Linked DNA regions of Homo sapiens: region 2 is linked to region 1. Evidence: chromatin contacts called from ENCODE Hi-C or POLR2A ChIA-PET data. All regions are on one chromosome and are shown on one strand. The core of a region is the stretch at or near the end of the contact, and the rest is flanking DNA. Distances in the headings are between cores, read along the strand shown.

Region 1 (3,333 bases), core at 41-2,540:
ACACCTTGGAACATGGCCACGCATGGACTCACATGGCTTACTCTAGTTGTCTAAATGGCAGTGCTGTCTTCCTCAACAGTTTCCAACTATGCTCCTCTGGGCAGGGATTTTTTTTTTCAAGAGACAGGATCTGGCTCTGTTGTCCTGGCTGGGGTGCAGTGGCATGATCATAGCTCACTGCAGCCTAGACCTCCTAGGCTTAAGCAATCCTCTCGCCTCAACTTCCCAAGTAGCTGGGACTACAGGTGTGTGCCACCATGCCCAGCTAAGTTTTAAAAAATTTTGTAGAGAATCGGGTCTTACTATGTACCCAGGCTGGTCTCAAACTCTTGGCCTCAACTGATCCTCCCCCTTCGGCCTCCCAAAGCACTGGAATTACAGGCATCATATCTTAAACAAGCAAACAAAAGATTTTCAATTTGAAAACAGTTACAAAATAATAGTTTAAGTAACTTTTAGTAATATAGTCGTTTATATTTATTATAGAACATTATTAAAATGAGGATAAACCAAAAATAGAGACAAAGAAAGAAGAAAAGAAATCATCTAGAATTCTTCTATCCAAATACAATCATTGCTAGCATTTTGGTGTCCCTCTTTAGAGGCTGAAATAGTCCCATCTTACGCTTTTGGTCTCCCTCACAGCATCTCACACAGGCCTGAGGCTTGGAAGACACTCAGTGGCTGACTGCTTTAATGAAGGCTCTGCTGCCAGCCTGCTCACCACGGTTCCTGTTTTTCACCCTATGCAGAAAGTGCAGTATATTGTAGCAGCGAAACCTCTTTTCTCCAGTCTGCCTTTATTAGGGCTCCATTCACTCCTCCTCTTGGGCTTCCTGCCTTCCCTGTCTCACAGCTTCGGGGAAAGGGCCCACTGAAAACTCCCCCTAGCACAGAACAGGGCAAGGCCTGCCATCCCTTCCAGCAGATATTAAGACTGGAAATGCGCAGGCGCTTAGGTTTGATCTACACGCGAATACCTGGGCTTGTTGAATAATAGGAAAATATTTTGTTCAAATTGGAAACTTCTCTTTTGAATGCCTGGGAACCTCTGGGATGACACTGCAGGAGTTGTATCCTAGGGACCGATTGCTCTTCATCTTTGCCACACCTGGGCCCCTTTGTTCCCACCTCTGATGCTAAGACCTGCCCTCTCTTGTTGCCTTATTTGCCTGGCCCTTTTAGTCTCATCACTCTCAGGGAAGGCTGGTATTGTTGCTTGGTGTCCTGCCAGGGTCACAGTCCCCTAGGGAGGCCAGGGTCAGGCAGGGTTCAGCCACTCTGAAAGCCGCAGGGCAATGGCCCATGGCAGCCTGGCAGGGGCCCAAGACCTGGTCTCAGGGGAATGTCTCCTGCCTTCAGCCTTTCAAAAAGGAAAATTCTCTCTCACTTTGTGAAAAACAGTTGTCAAAACCAGTTGGTGGTATTTGCCAACTAATTCCTCGGGCTCAGTAATCCATCTTGCAGGAGGTGAACACAGCCCAAGGTATTTGCAAGGGGAAAAGATCAGCGAAAGAACGAGCACTCTTTGATTGTGCAACCCACACAGTTTGGATGGCTTTTGAGTCCTTTCTGGAAGCACCCTAGAGACAATTCTTAGAAGCAGCACACTCAAATAAGGGATTTAGACTTTTGCCAGTGACATCGTCTGCCTAGGTGCTTTTAGTATAAAATGAGCTGTGCATTTGGACACAACTTTTTCTCAGTAAACACATGGAAATGAAGAAGGCGAAATAGTATTGAGAGCAAAGGAAAAGGTGATGGTTATTCTAGACTCAATAAAGACATGCACAAATGTTTACTGAGCAGCTACTATGTGCTAAGCCTTGCTTAGATTACACCTTGGGAGGAAAAAGGAGACAGATAAGACCATCTCTGGCTATCATAATATTCATGTTGTCATATCAGAAAGAATGCATTCACATTTTATGATGCGGTTACACAATTCACTCAAAAAGCCTAAGATTCTGCTTTCTAGCCTGATGCCACAGCACCTGCCTGCCTGTCAGACCATGCGGGCTCCACCCATTCTGCTTCGCTTCCCTCTCAGCACCTCTGTGCTCTCACTGGGGCCTCCCCAAAGCCTCTTTTCTCAGCACTTTGGGGCCCCAGTCCTCCCCATCTTGCTTCGACCTTGTGGTGTTGGAAAGGGGCCCTGGATTTAAAAGATTCAGATTAGAATTCCGTATGCATCACATGTTTCTTGTGTGTCTCCACACAACTTGAATTCTCCGACTCTCAGTGCTATAGACTGAATGTTTGTGTTTCCTCAAAATTCATATGTTGAATCCTACCCCACAGTATGATGGTATTTGGAGGTGGGACCTGGGGGAGGTGATTAGGTCATGTGGGTGGGGCCTTCATGAATGGGTTTAGTGCCCTTATAAAAGTGGCCCCAGAGTACTCCCTGGCCCCTTCTGCCATGTGAAGATACAGCAAGAAAACGGCTGTCTATCAACCAGGAAGAGGCCCTCACCAGAATCCGCCACACTGACACCCTGATCTCAGGATTCCAGCCTCCAGAACTGCGAGAAATAAATTTCTGTTGTTAATAAGCCACCTAGTCTATGACATTCCATTATAGCCTCCCTGGCAGATGAAGACGCTCAGTCTCCCAGTTTGTCAAACAAGGTCTGTACTATCGGCTTGCTGGGGTAGTTAAGTCAGGATTCACCAGCAATGTGTCTGGCCTGGGTACCCCATCAACCGTGAGTTCCTTCCCTCTTCTCTAGTGTTCAAGGCCCCTGTATAGAATAGAATGCTCTCCTCCTTCTCATTCAGAGGGTTTGGGATATGGGAAGGATCCCTTACCTGATGATGACTTTAACCAACAAAAGCGAAGTCATCATTTTCAAATTTTGGACCTCACTTTCATTTTCTCTCTGGCAGGGTGATTGACACCGTATCACATTTCCCCTGCAGCCAGAGCGCGCGTTCTATTATATCATCAATTACATACGGACACACATCTGGGTTCTTGGGTTCTTGCAGCTGAGCGCTCAGCTATCTGGGAGAAGAGGCCCCGTCCCGTCTCGGCTGCAGCAGATGAAGACTGGACCATATGCCGATCGCTTGGCTGGACCCGTGAATCTGAGAGACTTCCCATTCCATTTTCAAAACTTCCAGCAAAGCCAGATGTATGAGAAAAAAGACATCCGGCCTCTGTAAGTTTTGACACAGTAGGAAACAGACTGATCCCTGGAAGATCAATACAAAAGGCAACGCGGCAGTTCGACAGCTGAAAATACAGGCGGCGGCAGCCAGCCACGCCTGTGGGCAGGGGAGAGGGAGTAGAATGTACTTACGGACCCAGTAATACTGACCATATTGAAG
Region 2 (3,063 bases), core at 393-2,892, 150 kb before region 1:
ATGCTAAACTGTGAGTCAATTAAACCTCTTTCCTTTATGAATTACCCAGTCTCAGGTATTTCCTGATAGCAATGTAAGAAGAGACTAATACAATGATGAACTCATGGTTTTTATGTCCTCAGTGTGTTTCAGTCAACTGCATTCACAATCCTTTTCATGTTTACAGTGTTTCTTCTTTGACCCATGGGGGTCCTTTCATGTTGGTGTCTGTGTCGGTTTCACACGACCCGTCAGTCTCCAGTGGCTTCCTTGCTTCACGGCCCAACAAGATGTCTCAGCTCCTCTTGTATTTTTTTTCCTAGACTTGAAAGCAGTCATTCCTTCCAAGAGCCCTGATTGCTTCTACTAGGCCTGTTGATTATATTTTAAAATATGAAGTACGTGTCTCTTTATGTGCATCAGCATTGACCTGAAAGGTGACACCTATGTCTACAACTCCACTCCAAAGCCTCCTACATGGTGGCTGTCTCCACTTCATCCCAAAGATCTGGAATGAATGAGGTTCTGTGGTCCCCTTATAAAGCCTCTTGCATTCCAAATGTGTAAATGATTTTATTCTTAGTATTTCCCTAACACAGCTGTGAGTCTGAGAACTGACAGATGCAGTGAGATGTAAACCAAGGCACGAGCTAGTCAAAGAGAGATGTGGGAGTGCAAGCTCACAGGGCACAGAGGCCAAGGAGCAGTGAGACTCATGGGCAAGGATCAAAATGTGGATGTCAGCCCTGAAAGACTGTCCCCTTTTCTCTGGGAATGTCACCCTCTTAGAGGAGAACACAGCTTCTAGAAGGATTCTCAGCAGAGAGAGAGGAGGGGATCCCCTGGCTAAGATCAGCTGAGAACACCCACACCATCAATGTGGGGACAGACACCACAGACAGGTCCCCTGATGTCTGTGACTTCAATCTCCTGCCCTTTGGAAAGACAGATGAACTGGTTCAATGAATGAACCAGGAAATGTTCACGCCAAGTTCCCCTGAATGTGAGCAAGAAGAAATCCGTACAAACTATAAATGTCAATAAACCAATTGCCAATGGAGTTTTTGAATCAATGAATACTAGGAATCCAGGGAAGCAGAGCTCTTCTGAGATGCGACATGGACTTTCTAGATGGGTAAGGGAAGATGAAGGTTTGATTTCACCGTTCAGACCCTCACTCAGCACAGCAGATTACCTTTCACGCAACTTTCATCTCTTTTTCTCCTCATCTTCCCATTGGGATGGAAAGAATCCTCCACTATGCAGCTGGGTACTAGTGTAGACTGAGGATTGAGCATCTAGCTAAATTTAAGCTCTGGGCTGTCGTCCATGTGCTGAGCAATGCTGTTCAATTAGCAGATCTTTCCTTTGTAAACCATGTGGTTGACTGCACAGTTTGTTTGAGTCTCTGCCAACAAAATAATTTTTATACGGGCTGTCACTGCTCAGTGTTCTGCAAGTCATTCCTCTTGCTTAAGACCATACAAGGTTAGAGTTTTGTCTACTTCTTTTCAAGGTTCAGCTAACTTACTGCTGCAGGATTTCACAGACAATTCAAAGGAACCCAGAGTTCTGATGTTCCCAGGAGAAGAAACGTGGGGAAATAAAACCCCTGGTTGACGTGCAGAAGAGACAAACAGTGAGAATCTCTGTGAGTTTACTCAGGTGGGCTTTACAACATACTTTGCTCCAAAATCCTGTGTTCAGGCCAAGCCCTGATATTTTAAACAGACAGAAAGTTGGCTGGGAGCCTCCCTGAATGACTGTGCTGCTGATGTCATTTTACACCTGCCACAACCATCTATCTTCTGAGGGTGCAAAAACAAGTCTGAGATGGCTTTGAAGATAAGCACATTCAGGGCGTGCTGACTTGCAAGCAGTGTGTGTGTGTGTGATCATGATGCCACAGAGGTGGGGAGGGATGTGTGGAAACCTAGGGAGAAAACAGCACCTAGAAAAGTTCCCTGGGTGGGGGTAGGATGAATTTCGAGCATCACTCGAGCAGTTTTGTTTCTGCGACCTGTATCTGTCTCTTTTCTCCTTCCCTTCTGGGTCCCCCTTCATCAAAATAAATGCCCAAATGTGAGCACTGGCAGGGTGGAATAGGTTATAACTGGTCAAATGTCAGAGCTGAAGTCACTGCAGAGATAGCAATGATAGCCAGGGTGGCACAGACCTTACCTCGGGGGTATCTTTTTTTGTTTTGTTTGTTTTTTGAGACGGAATTTTTTTCTCTCGTTGCCCAGGCTGGAGTGCAATGGTGCGATCTCAGCTCACTGCAACCTCTGCCTCCTGGGTTCAAGCGGTTCTCCTGTCTCAGCCTCCTGAGTAGCTGGAATTATAGGCACATGACACCACGCCCAGCTAATTTTTTTATTTTTATATTTTTTAATTTTTTTTAGTAGAGACGGAGTTTCATCATATTGGTCAGGCTGGTCTCAAACTCTTGACCTCAGGTGATCCACCCACCTTGGCTTCCCAAAGCGCTGGGATTACAGGCATGAGCCACCACGCCAGGCCTTGGGGGTCTCTTTAGGGAGAGGCCCCATCCCCTCCTTTGTCCAGTCGGGAATATAATACTTTTGAAGATTACTGGGAAAGGGTTTTTGTTTTGAAAGCAGAAGATGCACATTCAGCCGGCAAAAAGCCTCCACTCCTGAACTGATAAGAAGAAGGTATGAAAATCTTGAGAAAAACAGCTGTCAGGAGACTTCACAGTTAGACTTTTTGCCCTACCTTTGTCCTCCTGCAAGAGGTAAGTTCTAGCCGTGGCAGCCTTCACAATCGTCTTGCATCGCAAATGCTCAAATTGCCATTGACATCTATTATCCAAGCTCTTGGTAGGTCTCAGGGGCCCAGGGAAACATGAAAGGAAGGAGAGACTGAGGCTTGCTTCCAACACCCCCAGAGCATCAGGTGGGGTGAGGTCATGAGGCCCAGCAGCAACTCAGCCCTTCATAGCTTGCTTTCTGCTGACTTCATTGAGCTTGTTAGCAGCCCCTCACCTGGACTGGAGGCAGCATTAAGAATTAGTGGTCATAGGGCCGGGCGCAGTGACTCACGCCTGTAATCCCAGCACTTTGG

What was found. Hi-C counts contacts between places; a loop is a spot of excess contacts on that map. ChIA-PET counts read pairs that join two places held with the same protein, here RNA polymerase II (POLR2A). Pooled maps may share reads with other maps.
Region 2: a map of PC-9 shows a loop between it and region 1 (10-fold over the local background). The contact joins two enhancer-like sites. A Hi-C loop is called at or near these places in 9 of 168 maps with a recorded cell type or tissue (IMR-90, PC-9, ascending aorta and 5 more), 1 of 37 single-sample maps with no recorded cell type and 11 of 50 pooled maps. POLR2A ChIA-PET finds 5 or more read pairs at or near these places in 2 of 52 experiments (MCF 10A and PC-9).

The regions. Positions count from the first base shown.
Region 1 is chr10:29,956,726-29,960,058 of GRCh38, forward strand. No RefSeq gene overlaps it. Among named protein-coding and RNA genes, the nearest start is that of JCAD, 100 kb to the right of the region's middle. Within about 2 kb of position 1,291, at least 11 of the 41 ENCODE cell types and tissues checked have a DNase peak (open chromatin) inside an H3K27ac peak, as active enhancers do; they include PC-9, ascending aorta, gastrocnemius medialis and 2 more, where a contact is called at or near this core.
Region 2 is chr10:29,810,514-29,813,576 of GRCh38, forward strand. No RefSeq gene overlaps it. Among named protein-coding and RNA genes, the nearest start is that of SVIL, 180 kb to the left of the region's middle. Within about 2 kb of position 1,643, at least 20 of the 41 ENCODE cell types and tissues checked have a DNase peak (open chromatin) inside an H3K27ac peak, as active enhancers do; they include PC-9, ascending aorta, gastrocnemius medialis and 2 more, where a contact is called at or near this core.